4 separate regions of the Homo sapiens genome follow, and regions 1, 2 and 4 are each linked to region 3. The links are chromatin contacts, found by Hi-C or POLR2A ChIA-PET in ENCODE. All regions are on one chromosome and are shown on one strand. The core of a region is the stretch at or near the end of the contact, and the rest is flanking DNA. Distances in the headings are between cores, read along the strand shown.

Evidence for each region. Hi-C counts contacts between places; a loop is a spot of excess contacts on that map. ChIA-PET counts read pairs that join two places held with the same protein, here RNA polymerase II (POLR2A). Pooled maps may share reads with other maps.
Region 1: a loop to region 3 is called in a pooled map, with 5 times the contacts of the local background. The contact joins the enhancer-like site here to the promoter of GYG1 in region 3. A Hi-C loop is called at or near these places in 1 of 37 single-sample maps with no recorded cell type and 2 of 50 pooled maps. POLR2A ChIA-PET finds 5 or more read pairs at or near these places in 1 of 52 experiments (OCI-LY7).
Region 2: a loop to region 3 is called in a pooled map, with 6 times the contacts of the local background. The contact joins the enhancer-like site here to the promoter of GYG1 in region 3. A Hi-C loop is called at or near these places in 4 of 37 single-sample maps with no recorded cell type and 3 of 50 pooled maps.
Region 4: a loop to region 3 is called in a map with no recorded cell type, with 5 times the contacts of the local background. The contact joins the promoter of WWTR1-AS1 here to the promoter of GYG1 in region 3. A Hi-C loop is called at or near these places in 2 of 37 single-sample maps with no recorded cell type and 6 of 50 pooled maps. POLR2A ChIA-PET finds 5 or more read pairs at or near these places in 1 of 52 experiments (Panc1).

The regions. Positions count from the first base shown.
Region 1 is chr3:148,297,315-148,300,260 of GRCh38, forward strand. All of the region lies in intron 2 of LINC02046 (long intergenic non-protein coding RNA 2046), which reads left to right. Among named protein-coding and RNA genes, the nearest start is that of LINC02046, 18 kb to the left of the region's middle. RefSeq lists an enhancer at 1,275-1,464. Within about 2 kb of position 1,362, at least 2 of the 41 ENCODE cell types and tissues checked have a DNase peak (open chromatin) inside an H3K27ac peak, as active enhancers do; they include OCI-LY7, where a contact is called at or near this core.
Region 2 is chr3:148,317,939-148,320,790 of GRCh38, forward strand. All of the region lies in intron 3 of LINC02046 (long intergenic non-protein coding RNA 2046), which reads left to right. It overlaps LOC105374148 (a long non-coding RNA gene), which reads right to left. Exons shown (of 4, transcript XR_001740955.2): 3 at 13-138. Among named protein-coding and RNA genes, the nearest start is that of LINC02046, 38 kb to the left of the region's middle. RefSeq lists an enhancer at 1,469-1,528. Within about 2 kb of position 1,438, at least 2 of the 41 ENCODE cell types and tissues checked have a DNase peak (open chromatin) inside an H3K27ac peak, as active enhancers do.
Region 3 is chr3:148,989,988-148,992,910 of GRCh38, forward strand. It overlaps GYG1 (glycogenin 1), which reads left to right and starts at 1,553. Exons shown (of 8, transcript NM_004130.4): 1 at 1,553-1,660. The coding sequence starts at 1,654. RefSeq lists silencers at 1,192-2,241, 2,275-2,569.
Region 4 is chr3:149,656,596-149,659,694 of GRCh38, forward strand. It overlaps WWTR1-AS1 (WWTR1 antisense RNA 1), which reads left to right and starts at 1,615. Exons shown (of 3, transcript NR_040250.1): 1 at 1,615-2,113; 2 at 2,783-3,099. WWTR1 (WW domain containing transcription regulator 1) reads right to left here and starts at 1,430. Exons shown (of 7, transcript NM_015472.6): 1 at 1,170-1,430; 2 at 281-714. The coding sequence starts at 711. RefSeq lists enhancers at 1,257-1,836, 1,444-1,513, 2,074-2,283 and a silencer at 1,744-1,903.

The sequences.
Region 1 (2,946 bases), core at 112-2,611, 690 kb before region 3:
ATTACTTTCTATAGAAAACCTTGTTTATAATGTTTAATGATTGAAATGACTCAAAGTTCCTTAATGAAATAATTGGTAAAGGTAATGAAAAATAGTTGATGTGACTTACTTTGCTGTGTTTTTTAGTTCAAGACAGAAAAAGATAACTTTAAAAATAAAAGGGTAGTCTTCTAGGATCCTAAAGAAAAGAGGCCAAACACATACTTAACCCTTGTTTTGTGTGGAAAACCACAGTTATATTGCCCCGAGTCCCCAATAAGGGGACAATGAGTACCCAAATTAAAATCATAGAAATGGTTGCCAATATATATTTGTTGTATTGAAAAGCTGAAAGGTAGGAAAATAATAGCTATGTTCCTGTCCCATGTCCTGATAATGACAGTAGTAGTGATACTGGCTAATCAAAAAGGTCAAATCAATTCAAAAGAGCAACCCTAGAGGAGTTTTGCATGTTTAACTTAATTTCATTATGTGATTGGTATTTATTAGAGTCAAATCCTGAGTAGTCAAGAATTGATTATCTAGTTTGTAAACTATCTAGGGATTTTTTAGGGTCTCTCTTACTGCCTCCATCTCCTAAGTTTTGGTCATTTCAATGTCAACTACCCTCCCTGCTGAATGGTGGATAGAGAAAGTAAAAAAGAAACACAAAATGTGCTATATCATGGCTTAGCAATCCTGACAAAGGCTCATGAGAGATAATTTGGAAGAATTCAGCATGGGTTATTTGTAGATTTCTATATTTAATTATATTTGTGTTCTTCCTTAATTTATCTCATTTAATTAATAACATTTTATTTCCCTTACTGACAAATGGTAACTCTAAAGGGCCAACTCAAGTATATTTCAAATTCCATGAAGACATTTATCTAAAAGCAAATTAATGATACTTTAAAACATCTTATTTTGCATGGTATTTTTTATTTTGTAATAACAATACATTTTTAAATTATAGACCACATTGAAGGATTTAAAATGTACATAAGTGGTATATAATTCTTCACATTCTATAATTCACTCTTTTACTTGATTTTTAAAAAGATTTATCCATGTTAACACACACACGCTTTATTTATTTTGAAATCCAAGTATTATTCTGTTAGATGAATGTACAATATTTATCTGTTTTCTAATTGATGTACATTTTACCTGCTCCATTTTCTATGATTTTAAATTATTCTGCAACTCTCCTTACTAATTTATATGAGCATTTTTTCATGGGGAACATCCAGGGGTAACAATTTCTGTGTCCCGAGATACATCAGCTTTACTATATACCAAACTAATCTCCAGAGAATCTGAACTATTTAACACTCCTGATAGGAGTATCTGAGAGTTTCTGTTTCTCTAACACTTGTTATTGTCAGATCATTTTTCAGTTTTGTTTTTCAGTTTCAGTTTTGCCAGCGACAGGTGTAAAAGTTCTTTTATGGTTTTAATTTGCTTCCCGTGATTACTAATATAGTTGAGCATGTTTTTGCTCATTTCTTGGCCATTTATATTTTTTTCTCCTGTGAATTACCTATTCATATCCTTTGGACATTTTGATTGGCAGTTGATACTTCTGTTTGTTATTCACATGGGCTGCAAATGTCTTCTCTTAGTATGTGACTAGTTTTTCACTTTGTCTATAGTTTCTTTTGTGCAAAAAGTTTAACTTATTGTGTTGCAAATATATCACAATCTTCCTTTCTTTCTCTCTCTCTCTCTCTCTCTTTCTTTTTCTTTTTTTTTTGGCGGAGTCTTGCTCTGTCACCCAGGCTAGAGTGCAGTGGTGTGATCTGGGCTTACTGCAAGCTCCACCTCATGGGTTCACGCCATTCTCCTGCCTCAGCCTCCCCAGTAGCTGGGACTACAGGCACCCGCCACCACGCCCAGCTAATATTTTTGTATTTTTTCAGTAGAGATGGTGTTTCACCGTGTTAGCCAGAATGGTCTCGATCTCCTGACCTCGTGATCCACCCGCCTCGGCCTCCCAAAGTGCTGTGTTTTCTTTCATAATTTGTGTTTTTTTGTGTCTGGAGTAAATAAATCCTTTCTTATCTGAAGGACATAAAGATGTTACTCTTTATTTTACTCAAAAAGTTTTAAAGGACCTAATTTAACTTTTTCCATATGGATAAACAATTATCCCAACACCGTTTACCTAACAGTTCATCTTTTTTCCTCATTTATTTGTAATGCTATGTCTGTCATACATTATTGTCATATATGAATGGATCAGTTTCTAGGCTTGTTATATTCTGTTGCTCTATTTATTAATCATGTACTGATATCTTTATTATTCATTTATTAAAATTTTTGTTATATGTTAGGTCAAGTTTATTATCCCAGTTGTTCAAATCATCATAGTGGTTTTTGGCCATGTGATCTTGCATTTGTAGTTTTTGAGTTCCACAAAAACCTCCCAAAGATTTCCTTATGTAAATTGTATTAGATTTTGAGATTAATCTGTGGTGCATCATCAAAGTTTTCCCAACAAACAATCATATGAACATAACTTTCCATTTATTCAGGCTTTTAAAAATCATCTCCAGTAATTTTTCACCTACAGTCTAACATTCTGTATAACTTTTTCTACTTTATAGAACATATTTTTATTGATTGATTTTTGTTAATTATTGGTGTATTCATTATCAGGAATGATACTGATTTTTGTATGCTGGTGAGTTTTAATAATCTGTCCACAGAATCCCTTAAATTTCCAATGTAGGTAATCATATGCTTAACAAATAAGGGGAGTTTTATCTCTTCCTTTGTGATTATTATTATTTCCCAGATTTATTTCCTTTTCTTTCTTACTGTAATCATTTTTGAACATTGTGTTGACCATTACCTTTTAGAAACCATAAGATTAGGCATCTTTTTCTTATTCCAGACTATATTAGTCCATTCTCACACTGCTGTAAAAAGACTACCCGAGACTGAGTAATTTATAAAATAAAG
Region 2 (2,852 bases), core at 188-2,687, 670 kb before region 3:
GTGAGCTCTTACCAGGCTGGTAGGTTTAGCAAATCTTGGGAACCTCACAGAAATGGAAATTCCTTTAAATGGTAGAGGTTACAGGTGAAGTTCGGTGGAGAAAGTTTTTGGGGGTTTGATTTACTAGCCCTGTAATACCTGCAACACCAAAAACAGAGGCTTTTAAAAGTCCTATCTGAAATTTCTTATGGAAAATTTCAAACAAATGTTAATTCTGTAGCTTTAGTGGTTGCTTGATACCATATGCCTGTATTTTTGCAAAGCAACTCAAGGAGGCCTTGTATGTTTAGTTATTATTCTTGCTTCACTTATGTGAACCATTATCACAAACCTGAATGAAACAAGCCTTTTTGTGAATAAGAATAACCTCGAGAAAGAGAGATATTATTTATGATCATAAGGGGAGTAGAGTGACTGCCAGGAAGAATTGTGGATAAATTTTTAAATGTCACAGAAGAAACGACTAAATGTCCTTTCAATGGGATGCTGGGCATTACGTAACCAGTCCTCTGGGAATTGTGTAATTCCATGATTTGTGCATGTTTGGTTATCTTTAGATGGGTGTCACTTGTTTCTTGCTCATAGTAATGCAAGTGGTTCATTTTCATGAAAAAGAAAATGAATTTTGACAGGCAAAGATATCTATATATAGATATATTTAACATATGTAATAAATTTAGCATATATATACAAATTTAACATATATGTTAAATTTACTATATTAGATATATAACATATATTAAGATATCTATAACATAGGTATCCTATATATTAATATACATATCTTAATATCTAATATAGATTAACATATATCTTAATATATTATACATCTATTATATATATTTTATATAATATATAAATAAATATTTAATAGATAATCTTTTATCTTTTATCAGAAGTTTTCCTTCAAAAGACACAACAGAAAAAGTGTTACAATTATAATTTTGGAACATATTAGTGCAACACATATGACTGACGATTATTGCATCCAGAATATAATATATAAAGAACCACTGTGAAGCCCTAAGAAAACAACAGCCTCAAAAGTCATTTTATTTATTAGGTATTTGAGGTATGACAATATTACTCCCAAACTCAGCAACTATAAAACAGTAAATACTCATTATCTCACAGATTCCATGGATCAGAAAGTCAGGTGGGTACCTCTGACCCAGGGTCTCTCACAAAGCTGCCATCAAGGTGTCAGGAGATGCTGTAGTCTCCTTCGCAGGCTCTGCTAGGGGAGGATCCACTGTCATGCTATCTCATACGGTGGTTGACAGAATTTAGTTCTTGCCAGCCCATTGAACTGAGAGCCTCAATTCCTTGCAGCTATTGGCCAGAGCCCTCCCTCAGTTTCTTATCTTGTGGGCCTCTCCATATGGTAGCTCACAACCTGAGTCCTGGATTCTCGCAATGTGAGTCCATGAAAGGGTGAGAGAGAGGAAACGGAAGCCACAGTCTTCTGGTAACCTAATCTCAGAAATGACATCTCATCATTTTCTGCCTTGTTCTATTTCTCATATGCAAATCACTAGGTCTAAGTGCTCACTCAAAGGGAAGAGATTACACAAGGAGGCAAAGATCACCGGGGTCCATGTTAGAGGCTGCCTATACCGGTCAAGAGTAGAAATTTATAGAACAAGAAACACAGAGTACATAAACCTATTAAAAAATGTTTAACCTTCTTAATAATAAAGAAAATGCAAACTAAGACCACAATTTCACAATCACTAGTTTCATTTTTAAAAGTAGAAGTCTGACAATACTATATGTTAGCAAGAATTTGCAGAAATGAGGAAGTGATGGGAATGTAAACTGATACTATTTTAGAAAGTAATTTCTCATCACTTAGTAAAGTTCCACTGACTCATAATCTGACTCAGTAATTCTTCTCCCACATATATAGTCTAGAGAAATTGCACGTGAACATCAGATGTTCAAAATGTTCTTAAACACATTGTTCATAATAGCAAAAAACAATTAGAAGCTTAAATAAATAAATGAGTGATGGCAGATTAATACAACAGAGTACAGTACTCAAAACTGCATATATCAATAAATATTTGTGAGGAAATAAAGTCACAGAAAAGAAATATAGTATGATCCAATATAAATGTTCAAAAAAGGAAAAGCTAAGTAATATCTACTTTAGGAATGCATTTACAGTATCTATGGCTACACTATAAAGAAAAGCAAATTAATGTGATTATACAAAGTTCAAACTGCTCGTTCTATGTGTGTGGGAGGGAGGGAGATGTTATGGAAATAGGCTCATAAGAGGCTTTAACTTTTTCTTCAGCTGAGTGATACATACATGAGTATTCATTTATTATTTGGTTATTACTTCTAAACCACACACTTACATCGTATACATTTTCAATGACATGTTTTGCATTTTTAACTAAAATTGATGAATTTCTTTGACATGAAGAATATTGTATATGTCACAGCATCCAGTAAGGATTAACCAAAGCAAGTCATGACTGCATTATACTAATGGAAAAGCATCTCTATAAGGACTTTGTTATAAGGACCCATCAAAGATTGATTCAATAGCTGTTCATATTTTCATGAATGCATTCCCTGAATATAATGGGAATATTCCTGTATTATAGTCACCCTTATTGCTCGTCTTCAACTGTTTTTAGTATGTTAAATATTTCTTTTGTTAAGGAGAGTATACTGATGTTATGTTTCCTAAACTACTTTCTCTAAAGAAGGGAATAAGTAATTAAAGTAACATGATTATCTGAATTTAATATCACATCAATGAACCCCACTTCAGTTCTCTCAATAGTATCTAGTGTTTTTAAATAATCAATTTACGAGAAACAAAAAATGAATGACAG
Region 3 (2,923 bases), core at 303-2,802:
CTACCCTTAAGATTCTTTTTGTTTTGTAACCTGTTTTTCTTCAAATAATATATTTTGAACAGCTTTTTATATTAAAAATATATAATGATTATGCCTACAGAGTATTTCATTACCTCAAGAGTATATGACGCGACTTCAAAAAGTCCATAGAATATACATATTATAAAAAAAAAATGCATGGATTTCAAAATTATTTTGCACCAAAATAAACCTACCCTTAAGATTCTGATTCAGGAGGTCTGGGCTTAGGCCCAAAAATCTACGCTTTAACCAGTGCCCCCAAGTGATTCTGATGTAGGAGATCCACACCCACACACGAGGAAACAGTGATATAACTGGTTTGAGGACAGCAGTACCACCTTTGCAAATAAATCACTTATTCTTAAGCATCTGTTTTGCTTTTTGAACTGATGTCAACTTCCTGATTGGTTTCCAAATGGCTTTGCAGTACTCATTCAACATTTACCGAGCAATTTCAGTTTTCAGTTTGCAGAGAACTGAACTACCCGAGGCTTGTTCTGTGTTTGGACTGGGGATGGGGAGCAGAGAAGGATGTGATCACATTAAAGCTATTTCTCAACTTCCTAGAAAAATGACAAATTGACCATTTCAAGATTTGTGAAACAGGTTAGCATTGGCTAACCACAGTTACAATAATTTACTAACCTTTTTGGAGCCCCTGTGTACAAGAGGCACCAAGACTTTCTGGGTGGGAAGGTTGATTCTGTAACCAAACTGCCAGGGTTTAAATCCTACTTTCTCCATTTATATTATATGACTATAGAAAAGTTAGCACTTTGGGAGGCTAAGGCTGGCAGATCACTTGAGGCCAGGAGTTCCAGACCAGGCTGGCCAACATGGTGAAACTCTGTCTCTACTAAAAATACAAGAAAAAAAAGAAAAGAAAAGTTAATTTAACTTTTCTGAGCTCAGTTTCCTCCTCGTCTGTAAAATGAATATGTAACACCTCACTGAGTTCGTACAAGGATTAAATGAAGCACTTAAATGCCTAATTGATGCAGATGGCTCCAAGAATTTAACATTTACGAAATATTCACTATATTTTTTAGGTTAAGGGTACAAAACCATTGTGAGTACACTAAGGAATGATTATAGAGGCTGATCGAAATTCTGCAAAAAAAGCGTAAATTTTACGTTTCATTCAAGCAGTTCAGACTCACGATTTTAACTAGAGTAATCTGGGGTTTGTTTGCTTGTTTTTTAAGGTTCCCTAACCCTTGGCTTCTTGGGGAGTTTGATGCCGCACTCAGCCCCAAAGTCCCCCTTAACTCCCAGGTTTAGCGGCGACAGGGGGCGCGCGGTTGACAAGGGCAGGCGCCCCGGGGAAGTAGGAGCAGGGGCGCCGGTGAGCCGCAGCCGCAGCGGCAGCCTAGCCCCGAGGGAGGGAGGAGGAGCCGAGGGAGACGCGGGACCCGGAGCCCCGCGGGCCACCGCCCCTGCCGGCCGCGCAGCTGGGAGGATGCGGACGGCAGCGAGAGCGTGCGCGGCCACGTGACGGCCGCTATAAGAGCGCACGGGGCAGACGCTCGGTTCCCCGCCGTGCCTCCTCGCTGGCCGCGCTCCCTCCCGGTGCCGGCTTCTCTGAGTCACCAACCTGAGGCTGCCCCGGCCGCCTGCGCACCCGGCAGCACCATGACAGGTACCGCCGCGCAGCCCGCCGCCGCCAGCCCCGGGACCCCGGCTTCCTGCCCAGCCGCCGCCTCCCTTCTCCTCCGCCCTCAGCCCCGGAGTGTTCCCGGCAGGACGAAACCGCCGCAAAGTTGCTGGCTGGCCGCAGCCGGGCGTGTTTCTGCCTGCGTCAGCTGCCGCCCCGCCGCCCCCCAGAGTGCAGGGATGGGGCAGCCGGGCAGAGCCCGGGCCCTCGGCCGGAGCTCTCGTTCCTGCTTCCGTCTCCTCGTCCTTCCTCTTGCTCTCACGGCGAAGGGCCGGCGGGCGGAGCAGCTGCGGCGGGGCCGTGTGGGGGTGGGGAGCCGGTTCCCCTGGGGGTTCCAGGCGGGAGTCCGGGGCGCAGCGGCATCGTGGGGAGCTGCCCCGGCCTCTGGCGGCCCGGAACCCCAGGAAGCAGGGGCTCCGAGGCGGGGATACTGCGGCCTCCGCCCGGCTCCTCCGCCGCCCGCCCCGGCCCCGGCCGCCACGCTGAGCCTATTTTTAGGCCTTTGGGGCCGGGTTGCGGGAAGCCGGGAGTCGGACTAGCGTCCCCGGGCGCGAGCCCCGTCTGGTGGGAGGGCGCCGGCTTTGGCTTCACTTGTTGCGAGGCGTCCGGGCCACTCCACGAGTTAGCCCCAGCACTGGGAAGCTCCGAGTTAGCTGGTCCTTCCGTGTCATTGAGGCTAATAGCCAGGGTTATTACAGCAGTTGAACTGCCACAAAGATTGCAGGTGTAACCCAGAGTTCAGCCGTCTTTAGGAAGATTAAACTCCTACCCAGCTGTCATTGGTCTTTCTTGGTCATTTGTAATGTTGGCTAGTCTGGTGTTCTAACCTGTGTTCTATCCCTTATTTAATCTTGGAAATCATCCATATCCTTGCTTCCAGAAATCCTTGAATCCTGCTCACCTTATTACATTTTTCTCCATGATCGCCTGGAACCTGGACTTCATTTGAGTTAGATGATCATTCATTTTGCCTAGCTTAAGTATTTTTGGTACAGATTGACAGCGATGTTACCCATGTTATAATGGGCTGAAGATAATAGAAGCAAGTACAGGCGGATGTTGATGGGCCTGTCAAGGGACAGGTGCCACTGTTCAGAGCTTTCCTAGAGTGTGAGTGACTGGGAAGCTGGTGGCCCTTCGGGGGTGGGGAACTGGTCTTCCTACAACTTAGTAGTTGGCCTGCCGTGGGAGAGGGCCTAATAAAATGTGTGAAGATGGCTCTCAGGTCAGCAGCCGAGGGATGCGCTG
Region 4 (3,099 bases), core at 365-2,864, 670 kb after region 3:
CAGATTCAAGGCAAAGTCACCTGTGTGTTTTATGGTGGATGAACTTCACCACTGCTTCTGATCCCTGCTTCTGATCCCTTACAATTCCAACACTCAGAGACTCACTCCCTGCTTCCAGCTCTCCATATCTGTGAAATAACCGTGGAAGGACACGCACCATCTCTCTCTTTCTCTCTCTCTCTCTCTCTCTCTCTCTCACACACACACACACACACACACGAACACACGCGCGCGTTGGGCACTGTGACTTGGTGCCTTCTTCGGCTCCAGGCTGACTTACTTGAGGAAGTACCTCTGGCCAGTGGCCGTGAAGGTCATCTCCCAGCCCGGGGGCAGTGGCAGCTCGTCGGTCACGTCGTAGGACTGCTGGCGGAGGTGCGCGTGCTGCTGCGCGGGGCTACCCGCAGCACCCGCGCCGGTGCCCAGCTGCAGGGACGCGGGCGACGAGTGCGAGCGGACATGCTGGGCACCCCCAGCCAGTCGAGGCCCCGGGTGGCCGCCCGACGAGTCGGTGCTGGACTGGCGCGAGTGCGAGCCCGAATCAGGCTCCTTAAAGAAAGACTCCGGCAGGATCTTCTTCCGCCACGAGCTAGGCTTCGGATTCATGACAGAGTTGAAGAGGGCTTCGAGGTCTGTGTCTAGGTCCTGCGTGACGTGGATCACTTGCTGCCCAGGCGGCGGGAGCGGAGGGGGCGCCGAGGCCGGATTCATCTTCTGCAAAAAGAAGGTCAGATCAGCCTTTTATTTAAAGTCGGAGGAAGTGGGTAAGAGGGTTACAGGGTGAGAGGGCGAGATGGTGGGAGAAAGAATAGAGGGAAAAGGAAACGAGGAGACAGATAATTGCCCGCCTGGAGATCCCAGACACTCAGCGGTAAGACCAGCAGGATGGGGGAGGGGTCCCTCCTGGCCTCGAGAATTATGCAACTTTCTTGAAGCAAAGAAGTTGCCTGGAGGAGGAGAAGATAGGGCGAGGGGTGGAGGGAATAACTGCACTCGGGGCTTGCTGAACCGCAGGATGGCAAAGGAAAGGTCGCACGATTCCAGGACAGGCAGCCCCCCGAAAGAAGTTCAGCCCGAGCCAACTCCACCACGTCTCGACTCCGGAAGCCCGAGGAGCCTGGAGCCCTGGAGTGGTGCCGGATGAGCGCGCGAGCTCCAGCGGGCACTACCTGGGCGGGCAGCGAAGCTGAGCCTGAGCGCGCGGCGGCCGCCGTCCCGCCCGAACTTGCCGTCGGGCCTGGGTCGCTCGGGTGAGTCCCGAGATTGCGGAGCTGGAGCCGAGGCTTGGCTGACAAATCCCGACCCGACTCTGTGCCTGGCAGTCTAAGGGCTTCGGCTCTCACATCCCCCGAGCTGGCCTAAGGCGCTAGTGCTGGGCGAAAAGGAGGCGCAGGAGAAGCAGACAGCGCGGCCGCAGCAGCTCCCGGACTGTCCCATAAACAAAGTTTGGAGCAAACTCCCACCCCCAGGAAAGAGGCGGGCCCGAAAGTTGAGCTGTTGAATTATGTATGACCTCCTAGTCCCTAGCCGGCCAGCCCCCGCTCGCCCCTCCTCTTCCTCCTCCTCCTCCTCCCACCTCGGCTCCAGAAAACCCTGGGCGTGATGGGTACTTTACTGGGTAAGAGGAGACGGGTGCCCCCCACCCACTCCTCCCGGCCGCGCGGACCTCTCCCGCTCAGACCTGCATCTGCATTCCTTTGAGTTTACCACGGACTTGGGGCGGGATCAAAGGGAAAGTGGCCTGAGCCTGTTTCATCAAGGGGTTGTGGACCGAAACCAAGGCCGGGGGTGGCGGAGGGCACGCGGATGAGGGGCTCAGGCCTAGGAAGGGCCGGTCCTGGACACCGCGCCCTCCCCTGCAGCCAGGCGCCGAGGCCTGCAGCACCCGGAGCGCCGCACTGACCCGCGATTCTGCCCGAAGGCCGGCCCGGGTGCGCCCCGGCGCGGGGAGACACCAACAAGGCCAGCTTTTCCACGAGAGGCTGCTTAGCTCTTGTGACCATATTTGGTCTGGCGAGGAGGCATCTTGGCTGCCTGGCTCTCAATTGTCTGCTAGAGCACAGACGGTGCCCAGAAAGTGCCTCTGTCACTGGAGATGCGGCTTCGCCAACGGGTGGGTTGTAAACAAACAACTTTCAAACCATTCATCAATCCTTAATTTCCTCTACGGGGGTGACTCAGGCCACTAGAGATTGAGAAGAAAAAGCTGGGTGTTGGAAGAGAAGAGCAATTGCACCCCCCTCCCCCGCAACATCCGTGAGGGTTGTGGGAGGATTGGAATGTCCCTGCCGCCCTCCGGGGAGCCTGGAGCCGGGATGGAACCCGAGCAGGTGGCTGGAAGTAGAGAGGGTGCGCCAGTGACCCGAAAAAAGCCACCCACCTTCCCACCAACTAGATCTGGGCGAGGGATGGAGACCCCCTGCCTCTAGCTAAGGGAAGAAGGTCAAGTCTGGCGAAACAGCTGCGGGAAGTAGGAGGAGGCCTTGCCCTTCAGAGCAGCTCAATTTCTTTTCTCTCTGGTTGCCTCTCCACTGAGGGGAAAGGGTGGGGGGAGATGGCGAGGTAAGCCAAATTCCAGGAAGCCCCTACTCCACCCCATTTGATTCAAATAGGAGTTTATTAAGTAAATCAAACGAGACAATGTAAAGCACTTCGCACAGCACCGGGCTGGTTACGTAAGTGTTTGTTAAATAAAAGAGAACTGTATGTTCTTCAAGTTCACGTATTGTGCCTTAATTTTTTTTTTTTTTTTTTTGAGTGACGTCTCCCTCTTGTCCCCCAGGCTTGAGTGCAATAGCTCCATCTCAGCTCACTGCAACCTCCGCCTCCCGGGTTCAAACGATTCTCCTGCCTCTGCCTCCCAAGTAGCTAGGATTAAGACGCCTGCCACCACGCCCAGCTAATTTTTGTATTTTTTAAAAGCAAAAATGGGGTTTCACCATGTTGGCCAGGCTGGTCTCAAATCCTGACTTCAGGTGATCCGCCCGCCTCAGGCTCCCAAAGTGCTGGGATTACAGGCATGAGCCACCGCGCCCAGCCTGCCTTAATATTTTTACAGGGTAAAATAAAGTCGAAGTTAAAATCTGGAGCTGCCTTGGA